Linked DNA regions of Homo sapiens: all the other regions are linked to region 4. The links are chromatin contacts, found by Hi-C or POLR2A ChIA-PET in ENCODE. All regions are on one chromosome and are shown on one strand. Each heading gives the region's core, a stretch centred on a gene start or an enhancer-like site at or near the end of the contact. The rest is flanking DNA. Distances are from core to core; before and after follow the strand shown.

What was found. Hi-C counts contacts between places; a loop is a spot of excess contacts on that map. ChIA-PET counts read pairs that join two places held with the same protein, here RNA polymerase II (POLR2A). Pooled maps may share reads with other maps.
Region 1: a loop to region 4 is called in a map of CD14-positive monocyte, with 2.6 times the contacts of the local background. The contact joins the promoter of DSN1 here to the enhancer-like site in region 4. A Hi-C loop is called at or near these places in 11 of 168 maps with a recorded cell type or tissue (B cell, CD14-positive monocyte, CD4-positive, alpha-beta T cell and 4 more), 17 of 37 single-sample maps with no recorded cell type and 24 of 50 pooled maps. POLR2A ChIA-PET finds 5 or more read pairs at or near these places in 3 of 52 experiments (BJ, PC-3 and naive thymus-derived CD4-positive, alpha-beta T cell).
Region 2: a loop to region 4 is called in a pooled map of ovary, with 4 times the contacts of the local background. The contact joins two enhancer-like sites. A Hi-C loop is called at or near these places in 1 of 168 maps with a recorded cell type or tissue (Right ventricle myocardium inferior) and 7 of 50 pooled maps. POLR2A ChIA-PET finds 5 or more read pairs at or near these places in 3 of 52 experiments (A673, CD4-positive, alpha-beta T cell and PC-9).
Region 3: a map of CD8-positive, alpha-beta T cell shows a loop between it and region 4 (7-fold over the local background). The contact joins the promoter of NDRG3 here to the enhancer-like site in region 4. A Hi-C loop is called at or near these places in 11 of 168 maps with a recorded cell type or tissue (B cell, CD4-positive, alpha-beta T cell, CD8-positive, alpha-beta T cell and 7 more), 14 of 37 single-sample maps with no recorded cell type and 22 of 50 pooled maps. POLR2A ChIA-PET finds 5 or more read pairs at or near these places in 5 of 52 experiments (OCI-LY7, Panc1, T-cell and 2 more).

The regions. Positions count from the first base shown.
Region 1 is chr20:36,770,977-36,776,438 of GRCh38, reverse strand. It overlaps DSN1 (DSN1 component of MIS12 kinetochore complex), which reads left to right and starts at 2,676. Exons shown (of 11, transcript NM_001145315.2): 1 at 2,676-2,777; 2 at 4,966-5,014; 3 at 5,246-5,462. The coding sequence starts at 4,981. LOC124904894 (a long non-coding RNA gene) reads right to left here and starts at 1,304. Exons shown (of 2, transcript XR_007067574.1): 1 at 1,221-1,304. RefSeq lists enhancers at 1,825-2,371, 2,331-2,410, 2,421-2,560, 2,691-2,750, 2,372-2,917 and a silencer at 5,428-5,462.
Region 2 is chr20:36,928,450-36,933,866 of GRCh38, reverse strand. It overlaps SAMHD1 (SAM and HD domain containing deoxynucleoside triphosphate triphosphohydrolase 1), which reads left to right. Exons shown (of 16, transcript NM_015474.4): 5 at 2,992-3,107. Among named protein-coding and RNA genes, the nearest start is that of SAMHD1, 21 kb to the left of the region's middle. Within about 2 kb of position 3,051, at least 5 of the 41 ENCODE cell types and tissues checked have a DNase peak (open chromatin) inside an H3K27ac peak, as active enhancers do; they include CD4-positive, alpha-beta T cell, where a contact is called at or near this core.
Region 3 is chr20:36,742,232-36,747,409 of GRCh38, reverse strand. It overlaps NDRG3 (NDRG family member 3), which reads left to right and starts at 1,320. Exons shown (of 16, transcript NM_032013.4): 1 at 1,320-1,365. RefSeq lists enhancers at 1,067-1,166, 891-1,857 and silencers at 1,277-1,476, 1,507-1,696.
Region 4 is chr20:36,461,841-36,467,311 of GRCh38, reverse strand. The region is part of intron 7 of DLGAP4 (DLG associated protein 4); the gene reads right to left. Among named protein-coding and RNA genes, the nearest start is that of MYL9, 77 kb to the left of the region's middle. RefSeq lists a silencer at 1,512-1,806 and enhancers at 1,697-1,876, 1,452-2,377, 2,378-3,304, 4,711-5,471. Within about 2 kb of position 2,156, at least 25 of the 41 ENCODE cell types and tissues checked have a DNase peak (open chromatin) inside an H3K27ac peak, as active enhancers do; they include CD14-positive monocyte, CD4-positive, alpha-beta T cell, CD8-positive, alpha-beta T cell and 6 more, where a contact is called at or near this core.

The sequences.
Region 1 (5,462 bases), core at 1,427-3,926, 310 kb before region 4:
CAGACTATAATGTCTATAATGTCTGCAATATCTAATTGGTTATATAGACTAGCATTCTTCAGCATGGGAGGGGACAACACGAGGGCATGAACACCAGGAACCAGGGGTCATTGGGGGCCATCTTAGAAGCTGGCTACATGATACTTCATAGATCTCTTCTATGAGGGGCTAATAACAGCCAGGCATGTGCTAGGTATTGAGGATACAATGGATGGGCCTGGAAGATATGAAATCAAATGTTAATGGCAGGGGGAGCCCAGGGTGCTCAGCCAGCCCAGAGGAAACAAGAAAGGCTTCACAGAGGAAAGGACATCTGAATGACACCTAAGATTGAGATGTTGACCAGATGAAGGCCATGGTGGTGTGTTGTAGGCACGGGACTGAGGGGAAGTGGTTCCAGGGAGAGGGAATACCATGTGTGAAAGCCTCGTAGAAAGAGAGCAGAGCAGAACTGGGGAACTGAAAGAAGAGGCTGGGTCAGATCACACAGTGCCTTTTTTCTTTTTCCTTTTCTTTTCTTTTTTCTTTTTTTTTTTTTTTTTTGAGATGAAATCTTGCTCTGTTGCCCAGACTGGAGTACAGTGGCATGTTCTTAGCTCACCGCAGCCCTGGCCTCCCAGGTTCAAGTGATTCTCCTGGCCTCCCAGGTTCAAGTGATTCTCCTGCTTCAGCCTCTCAAGTAACAGGGATTATAGGTGCATACCACCACACCTGGCTAATTTTTGTATTTTTAGTAGAGACAGGGTTTTGCTATGTTGGCCAGGCTGGTCTCAAACTCCTGACCTCAACTGATCCGCAGGCCTCAGCCTCCCAAACTGCTGGGATTAGAGGCGTGAGCCACCACACCCAGCCTAATGACACAGTGCCTTATAGGGGAAAAAAATGTGTGCCTCCTGTGGACAGGAGGGAGCCATGCAACAATTCAAAGCAGGGAAACGATGTAGAAGATGTATTGGGTCTGTATTCCATGAAATCATTTTCTCATTGTGCCCCAGGATGGCCAGCCCTAGCTGGGAAGGAACACTGAGTTCTCTTCCTGGCACGTTGACAGAGAGGAGTTTAAGAGGCAGGCAAGCATAAAAGGAACTGGGTACCTCTCAACCCCAGAAAGTGATATTCAGGGAGCCAAGGGCAAATCTCTGCTTTCAGAATGGCTGCTGCAGCCAGCAGGCTGGAACCACAGGGTGGAAATTTCAGGAAGGCAGATTTTTGTCTCCCACCAGAAAACTTTTCCAAGGACCACAACTGCTATGGAAGGATGACCACGGTCAGCTCCAGCTGCCTCTCTCCAACCCCTCTTTTGGACTGTGGGCTGCTTATAATTCAATATTTGGAAGTTTTTCTGTGAAAGAAAGGACTGTGCACATCCAAGGGGACATTTTGGTGGCGTCGTGCTGGGTGCTGAGGAAGCAGCCCGCTCTCTGGAGCCTCCTAGACCAGCATGGGATAGTGGAGCAGGAACAGATTGGGCTCCTGGGAGCACAGAAAGGACAGTTGGTTTTCAGCCTAAGGCCAGAGAGAATGCTTGGAGAGAAATCAATCATTCCTTAGCTGAGGCTTAAAATTCGAGGATGTGGCCGGGCGCAGTGGCTCATGCCTGTAATCCCAGCTCTTTGGGAGGCCGAAGTGGGTGGATCACTTGAGGTCAGGAGTTCGCGACCAGCCTGGCCAACATTTTTAGTGGCCGTCTCTACTAAAAATACAAAAATTAGCCAGGCGTGGTGGTGGGCGCCTGTAATCCCAGCTACTCGGGAGGCTGAGGCAGGAGAATCGCTTGAACCCGAACCCGGGAGGCGGAGGTTGCCGGGAGCCGAGATCGCGCCACTGCACTCTAGCCTGGGCGACAGAGCGAGACTCCGTCTCAAAATACAAAAAAATTGGAGGATGTAGCTAGGAAAAGCAGGGAAAGCCTTCCCAGGCAGAGGGAACAGCGCCTGGGAATATAGCGCCTCAAAGGGCATCTGATGCCCTGTCCCCGTCCTACCCCTAAGGACCAGCCCGACCTGCCGCACCCCCCGACCCCGACTAAGGACACTGCGACCACTTGGGGGCGCTGCGACCTCCTCCCGGGTGAAATGAAACCCGAGGGCAGGCCCCCACCCACCAAGCAAGTAAAGCAAGCCGTTTGAGGGAGTGGCCTGGAAATGAGAGAGAAAAAGTCCTAGAGCAGGAGTGGGATAGACTGTGAGGCAAACTGAGCTCAGAGCTCCAGTCCACCCTGGGGAGAGTCACGGTCCACATTTTGGGAGTTAAGGAGATAAAGGGAGTGGGAACCAGAGCCTAGCGACGGGGACAGGGCATCAGATGCCCTTTGAGGCGCTGTATTCCTCCGGCAAGAATCTCTCCGGGCCTCTGTTTCCCCCATCTTAGATGGGCTCTGGGGCCGTCGGGCGCAAAAGGACACGATAGTGTGGCGGGTCCCGGAAAGGGACTCCCGGGCGGGGTGTTGCGGGGAGGTGGTGACGTGGCCAGACAGGACCTAAAGGACTTGGACTAGAGGAGCGGAGCTGGCAGGAGCGTTGGACGGCGGTGTACGCATGCGCGTCGGGCGGCGGTGTACGCATGTGCATCGCCGGAGGCAGGCGTTCTGCGCGCGCGTGCCCGAGAAACTGACGGCCGCGCATGCGCCCTTGGTTGGCGGGAGTTTCGGAGGCGGTGACCGTGACGTAGAAGGTGGAGACCGCTTCACCCTGATCAGGGAGTATCGGCTGCGGGTGCGCAAGGCGTCCAGGAGTGACCTGGGGCTGTGGAGAGCGACCCGTGGCCTTGTGTTTCAGGTACGGAGGTTCCGGACTGGACGGGCGTCAGGAAGTCACAGACTTGTCCTCTGATGTGGCCCCGCCCGCCGCCGCACTAATCTCTTCGGCGTCGTACCCGTCGGCCCAGCTCGACCCGCCGCAGCCCCGGCCCCGACCGTGGACACTGGGGGTCCCCGAGGGCGCTGCGACCTCCTCCCGGGTGAAATGAAACCCGAGGGCAGTCCCCCTTACCGACCCCATTAGAGACGTATCTGCCGTGCCAGGGGTCTAGGCTCCAGAAACAGGGGTGAGGACTGGGTAGAGGGCTGGGGTTCGAATTGCCCCTGTGCCCCCAGGCTGGCTGTGTCACAAGCTTGGGCCAGGCTTTTTGCCCCTCTGAACCTCAGTTCCCCTGTCTGCAAAGTGGAGTTAATGGTGCTTACGGAGTTGTGGAAGGGATTAAGTGGAATAACGATGCAAGTAAAGCGCTTACATAGCACAGGTCCTAGCACAGAATAAGCGTTTAACAGTTGACAGTTGTTGCTTTTCTAAGCCTGGATCTGTGTGATACAGTCGTTATTATCCAAGCCTGGATTTGTGTGATATTGTCATAAGGACCGTGGGGGATTCAGATCCTTGACCGAGCCCTCCTTGTTATCTTTTCCTTTTTGTCCCTCTGCATATATTCATATCTTTTTACTTAGCACCCCCCACAGACAGATTTCTGCTGGGAGGGAGGGGACGATGAAGAGATGCCTAGGTGACATCCCTGCCTTCCAGGCAGTTGTTCCTGACAGTCACTAGGAATACAAATACAGCCTGGCTGGGGAGACAGACATGTAAACAGATTTTATAGCCAATGCTACGAAGGCCAAGGGGCATAACCACCAACTCTGCCAAAGATAAGTGATGTGAAAGCTTCATATTTGAGCCAGGTTGGGAAGGATGAATAAGTTTAACAGGTAGAAGGACAGATATGTGCAAAGATTCAGAAGTAGTACAGGGAATAGGACTGGGAGGAGAGAGCAGGAATGGGTAAATTGGGACTAGTTTACCTGAGGTGTTGACTACACTTTGGAAAAGTCCCGGCAACTGTCTGAAGAATAGACTGGGCCGGGTGTGGTGGCTCAGGCCTGTAATCCCAGCACTTTGGGAGGCTGAGGCCGGGCGGATCACCTGAGGTCAAGAGTTCGAGACCAGCCTGGCCAATATGGGGAAACCCCATCGCTACTAAAAATACAAAAATTAGCCAGGTGTGGTGGCAGGCACCTGTAATCCCAGCTACTCAGGAAGCTGAGGCAGGAGAATTGCTTGAACCTGGGAGGTGAAAGTTGCAGTGAGCCGAGACTGCGCCACTGCACTCCAGCCTTGGCGACAGAGTGAGATTCCACCTCAAAAAAAAACAAAAACAAAGAATAGACTGGAGACGGGCCGTTGGAGGTAGAAAAACTAGTGGAGAGACTATTAAGATAGTGGGAGGGACCAGAAATTATGAGACCTGAACTAAACTAGTAACAGTGAGGCTGGGCGTGGTGGCTCACGCCTGTAATCCCAGACTTTGGGAGGCCTAGGCTGGTGGATCACTTGAGGCCAGGAGTTTGAGACCAGCCTGGCCAACATGGGGAAACCCCATCTCTACTAAAAATGCAAAAATTAGCCAGGTATGGTGGTGCATTCCTGTAATCCCAGCTACTCAGGAGGCTGAGGCAGGAGAATCACCTGAACTGGGGAGGAGGAGGTTGCAGTGAGCCAAGATTGTGCTACTGTACTCCAGCCTGGGCAACAGAGCAAGACCCTGTCTCAAAATAATAAATAAACTAGTAACAGTGAGAATGGAGAAAAGATTTAGAGACTGTTTATAAAACAGTTAGGACTTTGGATCTGGAGAACTAAGAATAAGAAGTAATGGATGATGTGGTTTTTCTAGTTTGGAAGACCAGGTAGACCATAATGTCATCAATGGAATTAGGGACTAGTTAAACACAAAGTAACTGGGAAGTAAGGTAGGGTATGTGTTCAGGGAGATTTGAATATTTCTAGCAATAAAGTGTATAGAAATTCAGAAGAGGAGGTGATGGCCCCTGCTGATATTCTCTGTCAGGGAGGTGGATAAGGGTAGCTCAGAGAGGCTGGAAAGCACACGGCCTATTTATTCTGGGGCTGTAAAGCCCCATTGAGACTGCAGTGAAACGTGAAGAACAGATCACTTCCATTTTCCTATTTTCAGAGTTTACCACCTAGGATGACTTCAGTGACTAGATCAGAGATCATAGATGGTAAGTATTGTAGTGAAATTCAGTACCTCTTACCTTGGGTTCAGGCTTCTGAGCTATACCCAAATCTTTCCTGGCTCCTGGTAGATTTGGAATCACATACTCATTATTTGCAGAGATGCTTTCTTTATGTTTCCACGATCTAGGGGCATACATTTACTTTTTCCACTTTTTTGCACAAATAGTTGTGGCGGGCTTGATCTTGTATTTTGACTTTTTTATAACAAATACTAGAAAAAGGACCAGTGATGTCTAAGACTCATGATCATCAATTGGAATCAAGTCTCAGTCCTGTGGAAGTGTTTGCTAAAACATCTGCCTCCCTGGAGATGAATCAAGGCGTTTCAGAGGAAAGAATTCACCTTGGCTCTAGCCCTAAAAAAGGGGGAAATTGTGATCTCAGCCACCAGGAAAGACTTCAGTCGAAGTCCCTTCATTTGTCTCCTCAAGA
Region 2 (5,417 bases), core at 1,802-4,301, 470 kb before region 4:
CACCACGTTGGCCAGGGTGGTCTTGATTTCTTGACCTCGTGATCCGCCCGCCTCGGCCTCTCAAAATGCTGAGATTACAGGCATGAGCCACCGTGCCCGGCCAATCTCAGCACTTTGGGAGGCCGGGGCAGGCGGATCACTTGAGATCATGAGTTCGAGACCAGCCTGAGCAACATGGTGAAACCCCGTCTCTAGTAAAAATACAAAAATTAGCAAGGCGTGGTGGCGCACGCTGCAGCTACTTGGGAGGCTGAGGCAGGAGAATAGCTTGAACCCGGGAGGCCAAGGTTGCAGTGAACTGAGATAGCACCATTGCACTCCAGCCTGGGTGACAGAGTGAGAATCAGTCTCAAAATAAATAAATAAATAAATAAAAGCTAATGGGTCGGTTGCTGATACAACTAATTATGTATATTTGATTATTTAATTTTTCTGTATTCTCTATTTACTCTGGTACAGAGTTGCTCTTTCAAACCAGATCATTTTCTTACCTGTCAGGAAATGCGTAAGTTAAAAAAGCATTCATAATCTTAGAGAAGGCGATGCCTCTGTTACATACAACTAAGCTGAGACGTTGGTCTGCATTTCCATTATGCAGTGTAGAGCCAGGAGGAAGTGGACAGGGAAGAATAGACAGTCTTTGAGATTTTCATGAAGTACTCACAGTATATTACTTTGGTTTTCTGTTTGTGTAGAAGCATTTTTAGTTAGGCACAACATGTGTCTATACTCAAATGTTCATTCATCAACAAATATTTATCGAACCTTACTAAGCCCTACCAAACCACAAAAAGATAACAATCGCCTCTGTCCTCATGTAGCTCAGAGTTCAGGGGAAAAGAATTTAGGAATGGCTCAGATGGAAGTGCTGGAAGTGCATTTAAGTACTTCATCTCCAATTATGTTGTAAACATTACAAAGCCAGATATTCCTACTTTAAAAAAAAACTGTGGTAAAATACACAGAATAGAAAATACATAGTCTTAAGTGTTTTTTAAGTGTACAGTTTAGTAGGGTTAAATGCATTCACATTGTGCAACCAATCGATTGCCAAAACTCTTATCATCTTACAAAACCAAACTTGCCAAAACTCTTATCATCTTACAAAACCAAACTTGCCAAAACTCTTATCATCTTACAAAACCAAACTTGCCGGGTGCAGTGGCTCACACCTGGAATCCCAGCACTTTGGGAGGCTGAGGCCAGTGGATCACCTGAGGTCAGGAGTTCAAGATCAGCCTGGGCAACATGGCGAAACCCCGTCTCTACTAAAAATACAAAACCAGCCGGGCATGGTGGAGTGTACCTGTAATCCCAGCTACTCCTGAGGTTGCAGTGAGCTGAGATCAGGCCAGTGCACTCCAGCCTGGGCAACACAGCGAGACTCCATCTCAAAAAAAAAAAAAAAAAAACACGAAACTGTATACGTATTAAACAACTCTTCATGTCTCCCCCCGCAACCCCCCGCAACCCCCTAGTAACTACCATTCTACTTTTTTTTTTTTTTTTTTTTTGGAGACGGAGTTTCGCTCTTGTTGCCCAGGCTGGAGTGCAATGGCGCAATCTCGGCTCACCACAACCTCCGCCTCCTCGGTTCAAGTGATTCTCCTGCCTCAGCCTTCCAAGTAGCTGGGATTACAGCCTTCCAAGCAGCCTTCCAAGTAGCTGCCTCAGCCTTCCAAGTAGCTGGGATTACAGCCTTCCAAGTAGCTGGCACCTGCCACCACGCCCAGCTAATTTTGTATTTTTAGTAGAGATGGAGTTTCACCACATTGGCCAGGCTGTTCTTGAACTCCCGACCTCAGGTGATCTGCCCACCTCAGCCTCCCAAAGTGCTGGGATTACAGGCATAAGCCACCGCACCCGGCCCTCTTTTTTTTGTTTATGAATTTGGCTACTCTAGGTACCTCATCTTAGTGAAATCATATAATATTTGTCTTTTTGTCACTGGCTTATTTCACTTAGCATAATTTCCTCAAAGTTCATCTATGTTGTAGCATGTGTCAGTATTTCTTTCCTTTTTTATTTTTTATTTTTTATTTTTAAATTATTTTTTATTTCCTTTTTAAGGTTGAATAATATTTTATCATATGTATCTACCACATTTTGTTTATACATTCATTTGTTGATGGATACCTGTTGCTTTTACCTCTTGGCTATTTTGAGTAGTGCTGCTATGAACATGTCTGTACAAATATATTCTCTTTCTTTTTTTGGGGGGAGGGTGGTGGGGACGGAATCTTGCTCTGTTGCCCAGGCTGGAGTGCAATGGCAAGATCTCGGCTCACTGCAACCTGTACCTCTTGGGTTCAAGCAATTCTCCTGCCTCAGCCTCCCAAATAGCTGGGATTACAGGTACCTGCCACCATGCTGAGCTAATTTTTGTATTTTTTAGTAGAGATGGGGCTTCAACATGTTGGCCAGGCTGGTCTCGAACCCCTGACCTCAAGTGATCTGCCCGCCTCAGCCTCCCAAAGTGCTGGGATTACAGGCGTGAGCCCCTGAGCCCAGCCAATCTTTTCAAGACCTACTTTCGTTATTGTGGGTGTATACCCAGAAGTGAAATTGCTAAATCACTGTGGTAATTCCGTTTTTAATTTTTGTGGAGCACCCATACTGTTTTCCATGGCAGCTACACCATAATACATCCCCACTAACAGTGCACAGGCTTCCAACTTCTTCACATCATGTCCAACACTTGTTATTTTCTGGTTTTCTTTTTTTAATAGTAGCTATCCTAAGGGGTGTGAAGTGGTATCTCACTGTGGTTTTGATGTGCATTCCTCTAATGATTGGTGATATTGAGCCAGAGGTCCTGCTTTTGGGATTCCGTTTGTGTGTGTTCCTGCCTAGTTCTGAAATATACTGTTCAGTAAAGTTGCCCTAAAGGTATGTTAGAATGTTTAAGGAAACATACTGAAGTTCTTGAGGACCAGAACTATCACTCCTCTTGCAAACAGAAAAGTGACTTTTTGTGTTTTTGCTCTGCAGGGTGGGGTATCTAGCAGGATGTCTAGTTCACGCACTGGGTGAAAAACAACCAGAGCTGCAGATAAGTGAACGAGATGTTCTCTGTGTTCAGATTGCTGGACTTTGTCATGATCTCGGTAAGCTGTACAAAGAGACAAAGTTGTTATGTAAAATCATAACATATGTTACCTCTCTTTGACGTTAAAAAATCAGATCAACCAAGAGAATATGGAAATTGTATTTTAATTCTTCAGTTGATGTTAGTATAAATGTACTGTTGCTTCTTCCTAGAATGATTCATAAGTAGAAAACATTGCTATTTTATTTTCTTGGCAACTTTCAGTGAATTTCTCATGTTAAACATCTTTGCTAAAGTGGTTTTTTTGTTGTTGTTTTTTTTTTGAGACAGAGTTTTGCTCTGTTGCCCACGCTGGAGTGAGTGGCTCATTATCGGTTCACTGCAACCTCCGCTTCCTGGTTTCAAGCAATTCTCGTGCCTCAGCCTCCCGAGTAGCTGGGATTACAGGCATGCACCACCATATCCAGCTAATTTTTGTATTTTTAGCAGAGACGGGGTTTCACCATGTTGGCCAGGCTGGTCTCGAACTCCTGACCTCAGGTGATCCACCAGCCTCAGCCTCCCAAAGTGCTGGGATTACAGGCATGAGCCACCGTGCCCGGCCATCATGTTTACTACAGGTTATATGAAAGGGCTTTTTGCTAGTGAGTTTTTCTTACTACTGCTTTTAGGATGATATGTGAATTTTATTTTTCTTTTATCCTTCTTATGCTTATTTTTTTTTTTTTTTTTGGTCTTTTTTTTTCTTCCTTTTTGTGGAGAACAGGATCTCGCTATATTGCCCAGGCAGGTCTCGAACTCCTAGGCTCAAGCTATCCTCCCGCCTCTCCTCCCTGAGAGCTGGGATTACAGGTGTAAGCCACCGCGCCTGGCCTTGTCCTTCTTATCAAATAAAATCACCATTTTTCCTTCGGTTATTTGGTGAAATCCATTTTTTTTCATATTTATAATCTCTAATCTGCCCAAGTGGATTAACACATTTAGAGAACTCCTTGTCTTTTCTGATCCATGTGAGGTCTTAGGCCACTTTAATCCAAGCAAAAGAATATAATCCTTTTCCTGTGACAAAGAGAAAGGGGACTGTCCCATTTATTTTTTTATTTTTGAGATGGAGTCTTGCTCTGTCACACAGATTGGAGTGCAGTTGGCACTATCTTGGCTCACTGCAACCTCCGCCTCCTGGGTTCAAGTGATTCTTCTGCCTCAGCCTCCCGAGTAGCGCCTGGCTAATTTTTTTCTATTTTTAGTAGAGATGCAGTTTCATCATGTTGTTGAAACTGGTCTCGAACTCCTGACCTCAAGTGATTCACCTCCCTTGGCCTCCCAAAGTGTTGGGAATACAGGCATAAGTCACCACGTTGGGCCGGGACTGTTCCTTTTAAATCATGGGGGTTTTTACCTCTATCCTTATAGTTTATTCCTACTTATTCAGGGACTCTGAGAGTTTGTGTGTACCCTCAGGGCAGGGGAAGGGAGGTGCATGCCACTGTTTGGATAGCCAGATACTTAAAGCAAGTAGGCACTCTTTTTATGTCCCCCGGAGACTTACAAAGAACCAATACCAGCCCCTAGATGATAAATTTGATGGATTCTTGGTATTTTGAGGGAGAATCATTGGGAAACCTTTGCCAGTCCCCAGGAGCCTGAGCACTGCATTAGCGAGCCTTTATGTGTAGCCTGTGACTTGCAAAGCAGGGCCAAGGCTAGTCTAGGTAGACTTCCCTCTCCAGTTAAGTGGCTCACTTCTTTTTTTTTTTTTTTCAGATGGAGTCTCGCTCTGTTGCCCAGGCTGGAGTGCAATGGTACGATCTTGGCTCACCACAACCTCCACCTCCCAGGTTCAAGCCATTCTCCTGCCTCAGCCTCCCAAGTAGCTGGGACTACAGGCACATGCCACCATGCCCAGCTAATTATTATAGTTTTAGTAGAGATGAGGTTTCACCATATTGGTCAGGCTGGTCTCAAACTCCTGACCTCAGGTGATCCACCCGCCTCAGCCTCCCAAAGTGCTGAGATTACAGGCATGAGCCACCACACCCGGCCAAAGATAGATTTTTTTAAGCTTGAGAGTTATAAGAGAAATTCTAATTTTTTCTTCCTGCACCCCAGTGGATTTTCTTTTTTTTTTTTCCCGAGACAGAATCTCGCTCTGTTGCCCAGGCTGGAGTGCAGTGGCGCAATCTCGGCTCACTGCAACCTCCGCCTCCCGGGTTCAAGCGATTCTCCTGCCTCAGCCTCCTGAGTAGGTAGTATTACAGGCGCCTGCCACCACACCCGCCTAATTTTTGTATTTTTAGTAGAAACAGGGTTTCACCATCTTAGCCAGGCTTGTCTTGAACTCCTGACCTCGTGATCTACCCGCCTCGGC
Region 3 (5,178 bases), core at 71-2,570, 280 kb before region 4:
GATGAATAACAATATTATTGCTGCCCTCTGAGATGTTTGGTAATATTCATTTGTTCAGTTTGCCTTAATTAAAAGAATATGCTTTTAGTGGCCGGGCGTGGTGGCTCACACCTGTAATCCCAGCACTTTGGGACGCAGAAGCAGGCGGATTGCTTGAGGTCAGGAGTTTGAGACCAGCTTGGCCAACATGGTGAAACCCCATCTCTACTAAAAAAAAAAAAATACAAAAATTACCCAGGCATGGTGGCGCCCGCCTCTAGTCCCAGCTACTTGGGAGGCTGAGGGACTTGGGAACCTGAGCCGAGATGGCGACACTGGCTCGGGTTAAAAGGGCGTGGTGGCTCACACACCTGTAATCCCAGCACTTTGGGAGGCCGAGGCGGGCAGATGACGAGGTCAAGAGATCGAGACCATCCTGGCCAACACGGTGAAAACCCGTCTCTACTAATAATAGAAAAATTAGCCAGGCCCGGTGGCACACGCCTACAGTGCCAGCTACTCGGGAGGCTGAGGCAGGAGAATCGCTTGAACCCAGGAGGCAGAGGTTGCAGTGAGCCGAGATCGCGCTAGTGCACTCCAGCCTGGCGACAGAGTGAGACTCCGTCTCAAAAAACAAAACAAAACAAAACAAAAAAACTTTTAGTCAGTGGTACTTAATGGTAAAGAAATAATAGATAATAAATAGAGGAAGAGTGTGTCCTGTACATTTTGGTGTTAAATTGTTGGGTCATTAAGTTTAATATCTGCAATCATTCTGGGAAAAAAAATTCCATCTCTAATGTTGCATTCAAGAAAGTAGATGATTTGGCTGACGGTTGTAATAGGGGTGATACAATGGAGGACTGGTAATTCGGAGCCCTGAGTCTTGGACTCTAGTTCTTAAATTACTATGTTCATTCACCAAAAATTTACTAAGCTCTTTCCACGTGCCGAGCACTGTGCTAGGCGCCCTGTGACCTTGGGTATGGCTCTAGGTCACCTTAAAAGGAGGATGCCATACCCTGCAAGAGCTCTTAGGGGCTTCATAAGGATGCGACTCAGGGAACTGAGGGAAGCGCTCCAGACGCAGAGCTCAATGGCCCTGCCGCCCAGCGCCTCCAAAATCTGAGATTCTTCTCTGAGGAAACTCCGCAGCAAGAAAAACTACATCAAAGATGGCGCCGCCGGCCTCTCCTGGCTCAGCCACCATCTTCTCGGTAGTTCCCGAGGTGGACGGGCACAGCACTCATGCGCCGCCCTGGCGTCCTCGGCGCGCCTGCGCGGACCGCAGCACCTCCCCCGCCCCTCTCGCCGCCGCCGCCGCCGCCGCCGCCGCCGCCGCCGCCGCCGCTGCTGCTGCACTGACGGCGGGTGCCCGCGCCTCAGGTGAGTGAGCGCCTCCGCCCGGCCCGCGGGGGGCGCGCGGCGCCGCATTCGGGGGCGTCGCTCCTTTGCCCTGCTCCTTCCCCGCATCATCTCCGCGGCACGGCGAGGCCCTGGTGGCCCGTGCTGCTTGCCTCCCCCGTGCCCCCGGGGCCCTCTGCCCCGCCCCGCCCGCCCGCCGGACCCAGGTCAGCCCGGCTTTCCTCGGCCGCTCCCCGCGCCCAGCCCGCCGGCGACAGCGTGTGGGTAGCAAGAGAGCCTCCCTCCGGGCTCAACACCCTGGGTCACAGGGACGCCCCCCGCAGGCGCGAACCCTTCTCTCGCTCTGGCTCTGCAGGCGGCAGAGCTTGGTGGGCCTTGGGGTTGCTCATCCATCTACCTCGCCCGCTCCAAGAGCCCAGATGCTTGGAAGAGGGGCCGTGAGCAGCCCTTGCACCCGTCCGGCCCCAGAGCAGCAGAGGGCATCCTCTAACGGGACCCTACGACTACCCTACCGGGGAGAGGCTTCTTAGCCCCACTTAACAGCCGAGGAAACTGAGGCACGGAAAGGTGAAGTGCCATGCCCAAGGTCACGCAGCTGACAAGTGGCAGGGTCAGCTCTCAACTCAGGGTCTCGGGCTCTCAGGCCAGTGCGGTTGGAATTTGATCTCGTACCTTTGAAAAAATTTTGAAATCACTTGTCATCTCTGAAGTTGCTCTCGAACGTCGTAAAAGTAGGCTGCACAAAAAAGATTTTCTTGTTGTCGGAGTACAATTGAGGTGTTACTGTAATAATAATAGTGTTATTAATATAAGAGCTAACGTTCTTCCACCGCTCGCTGTGTGCCAGGGATCTTGCTAAGCATTTTATTAAGATAACCTCGCATAACCACCTCTGCACTTCCCAATCCAAATGCTTCCCCCTTCCTTGTCATGAAGCCCTTTTTTTCTTCCTGCAGAGCTGGCCTCCCTATCACAGGTAGACTAGGAGCCCCGTGGATTAGGAAGCAGGGAAGCTTTCCTTTGGTGGCTTACTGACAGAACAAGAGTGATCCTTGCCTGCTGGCATCCAGATCACCCCCGCCGCGCCCCCCCCCCCCCTTACCCTGGCCCTCAGGGGATATTATTAGCCTTCCTTTCCTGCCAAGAGAGCAGGACTGGGCTGACTGGGCTAGCTGGGCGGGCTGGACTTGGAGGTGACAGAGCAGATTTGGCTAGCACTCACCTCATTCCGGGGCTTTCTGTCCGAGGCTTTCTGCCTTTGCCCCAAGGTTGGGCTTGAACATTTCAGTATTTAAGATAAAGCAAGAAGAGAAAGAGAACATTGATAGAGTGGTGCTGAATTTAAGAAGCCTCCCATGATTTAAAGTTCCAAATGAACAGCTATAAAAATATGTGAATGTTTCTCCCCCAAAATAACTAGCTCAAACTGTCGTTTTTCTCCCTTAGCAAATCCTCCTCCACATTTCAAAGGCTCCACTAAATCACCACCTTCTCTGTGAAGCCTTCCCTGCTTGATTTTCCCAATTAGAATTACACGTTCACAAAACAGGGTCTTAGCCTCAGTCTTACCCTGCGGACTTCTAGCCCCTTGAGGGCATGGTCCATCTTTGCAGCTCCAGATGCCTGGCTCACAGTAGATCCTTGGTAAGGACTCAGTTAATTTCCACCCCCCCTTTTCATTACTCAAAGCGTGGTGTTCTTCTGGTGCCCTTCTGTTCCTCCTTCCTGCCCTTCAGTTTCTCTTTGCTTGTCTCTTCCTTCAGATTAAACTTGTCATCACCATTTACCACTCAAAGGCCTCCATCCACCCTGTTGTTTTTGAAAACTTGCAGATAAGAGTCTTGCATCAAAAAGCCTGTTTATGGACCGGGCGCTGCGGCTCACGCCTGTAATCCCAGCACTTTGGGAGGCCGAGGTGGGTGGATCACGAGTTCGGGAGATGGAGACCATCCTGGCTAATACGGGGAAACCCCGTCTGTACTAAAAAATAACAGAAAATTAGCCGCGTGTGGTGGTGGGCGCCTGTAGTCCCAGCTACTCGGGAGGCTGAGGCAGGAGAATGGCGTGAACCCGGGAGCTGGAGCTTGCAGTGAGCCGAGATCGCGCCACTGCACTCCAGCCTGGGCAACAGAGCTCCGTCTCAAAAAAAAAAAAAAAAAAAAAGCTTGTTTATGTTACTTGAACGTGCACTCACGATTGAGCTGCTTTTGTTTTTTGTTTGTTTTTTGTTTGTTTTTGTTTGTTTTTTGAGACGGAGTCTCGCTCTGTTGCCCAGGCTGGAGTACAGTGGCGCCATCTCGGCTCACTGCAAGCTCCGCCTCCCAGATTCACGCCATTCTCCTGCCTCAGCCTCCTGAGCAGCTGGGACTACAGGTGCTCGCCACCACCCCCAGCTAATTTTTTTTGTATTTTTTTAGTAGAGACAGGGTTTCACCGTGTTAGCCAGGATGGTCTCGATTTCCTGACCTCGTGATCCGCCTGCCTCGGCCTCCCATAGTGCTGGGATTACAGGCGTGAGCCACCAAGCCAGGCCGAGCTGCTTTTGTTTTATTATTATTATTATTATTTTTTGAGACGGAGTTTCGCTCTTGTTGCCCAGGCTGGAGTGCAGTGGCGCAATCTCGGCTCACTGCAACCTCCGCATCCTGGGTTCAAGCGATTTTCCTGCCTCAGCCACCCAAGTAGCTGGAATTACAGGCGCCCGCCACCATGCCCAGCTATTTTTTGTATTTTTAGTGGAGACGGATTTTCACCATGTTGGCCAAGCTGGTCTTGAATTCCTGACCTCAGGTGATCCGCCTGCCTCTGCCTCCCAAAGTGGTGGGATTACAGGCGTGAGCCTCCGAGCCCGGCTGCTTTTGTTTTATTCTAAATTGTTACTTCTGAGCAGGGAAAAATGCCTGTTTACAGTGGAGTTGGTATATGCTATTTCGATGTACAGGGTACTTTTCATTTGCATGTTGCAGTAGGATAGTCTGAGGCTTATACCCCTTTAGTCTGTCCCTCAATGCATGAGAAATCCATTTTTACATTCTTTTGCCCTCTGTGGCTGATTGCCCCTGGTTGTATCAAAGTAATCACAATTTTTACTGTATATCATTACATGGTATTTATAATAATAAATATTCAAAAAGGTCCTTTGGGAGGCAGCAGATATGTGCATAGATTCTTTATTTAAATGAAGGTTCTTAAAGAGTTTTTCCAAATAATTTTCTGTAAATATATTGACTATGGGTAAGGCATGGATGTATGGCGCCTGATATGGTGGAAGATTCACAGTTGAATCAAACAGGTTCCTGTTGAGAGAACTTACTAGCTAATTGGGAAACATTGTCTTTAACTGTACTAAAATCAAGTCTAAACATTCCCATATTAATGTTACAAGCAAAGCAATATTAGACTATAATGGAATAAGATATTCCTACATGGGGTGTTTCATAAAATTGTATGTTATTCAGGATGAAATGGAGCATCGAGTCATTAAGTCCATCCTTCTCACTTAGCACTGTGATTTTTAAAAATTCATTTACCAAAGAAAGCCCTGAAACCTGGTAAATATCCATAATCAAGCTAGCTAAGTTTTTGTGTGCTATTTTCAAGCACTATTAAGAAAGAAAGGTGGCGGGGGGCACCTTGAGAATTGAACTTGTCCAAGGTCGCAGAACTGGCTACAACTTGAAATTCCAGACTTTTTAGCCACTAAAGGTTTATCAGTATTTCTTCTCAGTGAATTCATCCTTAAAGACATTAACTAGCAACTCTATTATGATTCTATTTATGTGCTTAGAACAGGGGTGGGAGAAGACATACAAAAACATGATTCATGTCTTCAAG
Region 4 (5,471 bases), core at 907-3,406:
GCAAATCCAGCTCCCCTCAAAGGGCTCTTGTTTCCTCTGGCTCATGCTCACTTCTTCCTTCTCAGACAATGCTTTTCCTCAGCAGACGCTTAATTACAGAGTGTCACACAGTCTCTCATAATTGTAGGCTTGTCTTCTTGTCAGACCATAAGTTCCTCAGGGCAGAGACGCCTTGTCTGTCTATTAATCCCCATCCTCTCAGAGCCTGGCCCAGGGCTAGGAAGGCAGGGCCGAGAGAAGGGGGGGGGAGAGAGAGAGAGAGAGAGAGAGAGAGAGAGAGAGAGAGAGAGAGAGGAGAGAGAGAGAGAGAGAGACAGAGACAGAGAGAGAGAGAGAGGAGAGAGACAGAGAGAGAGAGAGAGAGACAGAGAGAGAGAGAGAGAGAGCAAGAGCGAGAGACTCGCTTTGACCACTTGGGACCACTTCTCTTGCTCCTATCCCATGAGGAAACTGTTCACTGGCCAAACCAGACCTCAGGGCTCCAGGCCAGTGATGTACAGAGACGAGGGAGCCCGGGGGAGGGAGGCAGAGATGTGGCTCTAGTCTTGCTCTGGGATCCTAGGCATCCCTACCCGTCCCTGGGCCTGCCTCCATGCTGTGGAACAGCCATGTTTTAGCTCTAGAATGTGGCTTGTATTTCTCTTTAAGGTAGCCTTGGTTTCTAAGAATGGGTGGGTCTGTCTGTTAACACAGCTGATTCCAGCACAGGTTGAGTGAGGAAAGGCAGCCACAGTCAGGTCTGGGAAATCTGGGAACCCGAGAGAGATTTACACCACACACCTCATCAACCTCATTACATTCCTGTAAGGACTAGACTTCATTCCTGCTCAGGTGTTCAATTCCACAGCCTGCACCCTGGCCCAGTCTGACTTGACAGTGCCTGCTGCCAGGACCAAGTAGGGGAAAGGTGACTTGCTTCTGAAAACCACCAATCCCCACACAAAACAAAGCTGATGATGGTGATGACTGCCATTTATTGAGGGGCTGTTACTACACGAGTTCTCATTTCCATCCCAATCTGATAGGGAGGAAAACGGAGGTACAGAAAGCTGACTAATCCAAGGTCACACAGCAACAAGCTAGGCTGTCATGCAAACCAGGGTCCTCTCAGTTCAGCTTTTCCCAGGTTGCAGCCGACAGGCTCTCAGCACCAGCATCCTCTAGAGAGCTGGTTTAAAAACCTAGGGGCATGTGATTCCTGCCCCAAGACCTGCCAAATGAGAGTGTCTAGGGATGGAGCTTTATAAAGACAAGAAACCCAAATTTTATATATGAGAAAACTGAGGCACAGAAAGGTGGCGTGACCTGCCAAGGTCATGCCGTAAGCATCCTCAGGAGTCCTGCTGGGACTCCAGAGCCAGCAAGGACAAACTTCCTGGGGGAGGTGGCATTTGACAGTGTGGGCCTCTAGGGGAAGAGAGGGCACTATAGGGGAAGAGGACAGCATTAATAAAGGCTGAAGCGGGAAAGGACAGGCAACAACTTCTCAAAGTGGCTAGGGGAAGGAAGAAATACATACAGAACCACGATGACAGCCTTCCCGCAAGAGCCCATCTGAGCTTCTGGGAAGAAAGCCTGTGTGGCATTTACAATCTGCAGGTCTCCAGCAGTGGCCCTCTGGGTGTGTCTGGTTGCTGCTCAGGATGAGAAAGCCACGGGAGGTGGTGACTCAGTCCCCACCCAGCCTCCAGATAGCCTCCTTTTAAATTCAAGATGAGCTCAGAGACTGGGGAAATGTCAAGAAAACCCTCCTCCCAGAACAGATGGGAACAGACCCAGGGAAGGCGGCCTGAGGGGTAGGCTATCAGGCAGAAGCCATAAACCTGGAGAAACGCTGCGGGCTGTGGAGAAGAGGCCTGGGCTACAAGTTTGCCTGTCACTGCTGTGGCTGTGGGCCCCTGAGCAGGTCCTTGTCTCTCTCTGGGCCCCCTATTTTTCATTCACCTGTGAAACAGGGAGAACTCCACTGGCTTCCGACTTCCAGGCCTGTTGGTGGAGAACAATGGTCGGGAAAGAGCCTGGCTGATTACACAATGCCTCACACAGCCTGGGAGAGATGAGAAGATCACTCCTATTACTATTAGAATAGCCACAGGTGCTTTCCTAGTTATCTAAACCCCAACCACAGGGCATGCGGGGGTGGGGGGGATGGGGGGGGAACTGGGCTGTCTAGTTCCTACAAAGAGAAAAGTCACCCAGATGTTTTTGGGAAGGGAAAGTTCACATTTATTAAGTGCCTACTGTGCACCAGATTTAAAAAAAAATACATAATCTCATTTAATCCTCATCATAATCCTGTAGTACAGATCTTGAGTCCAGATAAGAAAACTGAAGCTCAAAGAAATAATTTGCCCAAGATTACAAACGCAGTGAATGATGGAGACTGATTAAAACCAGGCGTTTGTGGTTCTGAAACCCAGAGTTTCTACTCTCTGGAACAGTTTCTTCTTTTTTTTTTTTTGAGACAGAGTTTTGCTTTTGTCACCCATGCTGGAGTGCAATGGTGCAATCTCAGCTCACTGCAACCTCCGCTTCCCAGGTTCAAATGATTCTCCTGCGTCAGCCTCCCAAGTAGCTGGGATTACAGGCGTGTGCCACCACACCCAGCTAATTTTTGTATTTTCAGTAGAGACGGGGTTTCACCATGTTGGCCAGGCTGATGTCGAACCCCTGACCTCCAGTGATCTGCCCGCCTCGGCCTCCCAAAGTGTTGGGATTACAGGCGTGAGCCAGCGCGCCCGGTCGACAGGGTCTCATTTTGTTACCCAGGCTGGAGTGCAGTGGCATGATCTCAGCTCACTGCAGTCTCGACCTCCTGACCTTCTGGATTCAAGCTGTCCTCCTGCCTCAGCCTCCTCCAAGTAGCTGGGAATACAAGCGCATGCCACCACACCCAGCTAATTTTTGTATTTTTTGGAGCAACAGGGTTTTGTCTTGTTGCCCAAGCTGGTCTTGAACTCCTGAGCTCAAGCGACCTGCCTGCCTTGGCCTCCCAAAGTGCTAGGATTACAGGAGTGAGCCGCTGCTCACACAATTCTTGAGGGATTCCATGATTTCAGAATCAGTCTTAGGATAAGGAATGTTATTCCCATTTTATGGATTAGGAAGCTGAAGCCCAAAGGAAAGTGACATCCCTAAAAGTGGGTGAGATGTGGGAACTGGGATCCTGCACCCCTCACTTCCAGGCCAGGCACCAAGCCCTTCTTCTTTTCCACTGCAAGTAGCTGAAGTAAAGCACCAAGCACAGCGTACACAGTAAAAAGGTCAAAGGATGTTAGAGATTGTCATTATACACCAGGGGCAGGTGATAACAGCATGACAGTGACTTCTTCAAAGGCAGTGCCATGGAACAGGACCCAGAAGTCCTGGCTCAAACCTCTGTGGGTCCCTGGCCCTTCTGGGCCTCATCTCTTCATCTGTAAGACAAGGCGCTTGAACAGCTGATCTCATTCCCTGCACCAAAGTTCTAGGACATCCTAAGCTCCTTGACAGCAAACCCCAGCTCTCTGCAGAACCTCTCTCGGCTGAGGTCTTTGTTCCCCTACTCTACAGGGGAAGCAGGAAAAGCAGCCAAGGCTCACAACTACAAAGTGACTTTATTCCAAGTGCCACTGTCCAAGCAGGGCCCACCCTTAAACAACAATGGGATGGAACATGGAAAATCCAACTGTCCCCCTGCACAGACATCCCGATGGGCACGCCCATCTATCTTTACAAACGGACTAACAAAGAACAAGCAGGATTGGGGCCTGAATTAAGAAACAGCCGTCTCCCTGCTCTATTGGAAGGGCAGGTGCATTCTCGAATAACCAGGTAGTGGGGAGGAGGTTAAAGAGCCCTGGACTGTAATGTCCTAGTCCTGGATCCCTGTCCCAGCTCTGGCAGGAGCCAGCCAGCTGTTTACCCTTGGGCAAGCTCCTCTCCCTCGATGGGGCTGTTTAAAGACAGGCTGACAGTTCACAAAGCGTGTCTACAGATGTTTCATTTGATCATCATGACAACAGTGTGAGGCCAGCACAATTATCCACTTTTTACAGATAGGGAAACTGACAGAGAGGACAAGGGTCTCGCTCAAGGTTACAACACCTTGAAGCTGGCAGAACCAAGGCCCCAGAGGTTAGACTACCAAAGTCAATCCTCAGGGTGGTCAGATTAAGAAGTCCTCTCCCTGCTCATCCTGAATCGAATCTCAGCAAGATCCAGGCAGCACAGACCTTTGTTCACTTGCCCACTCTGGTGTTCTGCAAAGTTCTGGCCATGAACCCCACAGCCTAGCTGCCTAGGAGGCTGACCCCACCCCCACCCCCCTGCAAAATTTCATTACTCAAGCTGGCAAGAACGCAGCCCCCACACCCAGCCGGGGCTAAATAAACGTCCAAATGATATCACATCCTGCCGGCTCCAAAATAGCCCGGCCTGCCCACAAGCGATCACAAAGTGCCAGGCCATGCGGGGCCAAGTGGGCAGGGATGCCCAGCCCGTGGTGCCCTCCACACACTCAAGCAACTAAAGCAGAAGCCTCAGAGCAGGAAGGCCCCCCACTCCCTCCTCCGCCAGACAGCCTGGCCCCTCCCTCCTTTCCCCCTTTGTGGGAGGCCTCAGAGCCCCCTTGCCCTAGCGCCAGCCCTTGCCCCAGCGCCAACCCCATGGAGCCTCGGCCGCGGCCAGCCTGCGGGCCAACTCCGGCCCGACCCGGACACCCCACCACTCACATTGCTTCAAGAGCTCCAGACACAAAGCCATGAGGGCCGGATGGGGGTCAGAGACCCAGAGACCCGGCAAAGACAGAAAAAGGGAGAGGGAGACAAGGAGCAGAGAGAAGGGGAGACAGGGGGCTAGGGCTGAAAAAGCAAGGGGGGGCCAAGGGCCCCAGGCAAAGAAGCAGGCTCAAAGGGGGGCCTTCAGCGCAAGAGGCACAGAGTGGCGAGACCACCGAGACAGATGTGGGGGCACAGAGGGGCAGGGAGAGCAAAGCAGGGGACCCCGATCCCGAGAAGTGGGGGTGCTCGGAGACCTGAGAGAGAACAAGGAGAGACAGCGACAGGGGACAAACCAGGGGAAAGCAGAGAGGAGCTCCTGAAGTCAGGGAGCTGAGGACATATTGGGGGGTCCCAAGGAGAAAGACCCCAACTTGGGACCTAGGAGCTCCCAGTGGATATGGGGAACACCCAGAAGAGGGAAAGCCCAGGGGCAATGGGGGTTCAGAGGAGGCGAGACCCCAGCGACTTGGGGTGCAGAACCCCCAAAGGATGTGCAAGAAACTCACGGGGAGCCCTTGGGGAGAGTGGAAGGTGTTCTCAAGGGGAACCCCAAAAGATCTGGGGGCGCTCTGAGGGGGAGTCCCGAAGAGTGGGGTCGCCCAGAAAGGGCGGCTCTGAGGGCTGAAGAGCGCTCTGAGAAGGGGACCCGAGATGGGGAGCGAGGGAGGGGCTGCGGAGGAGCGCGAGGGCAGAGACAAAGAGACAGCGAGC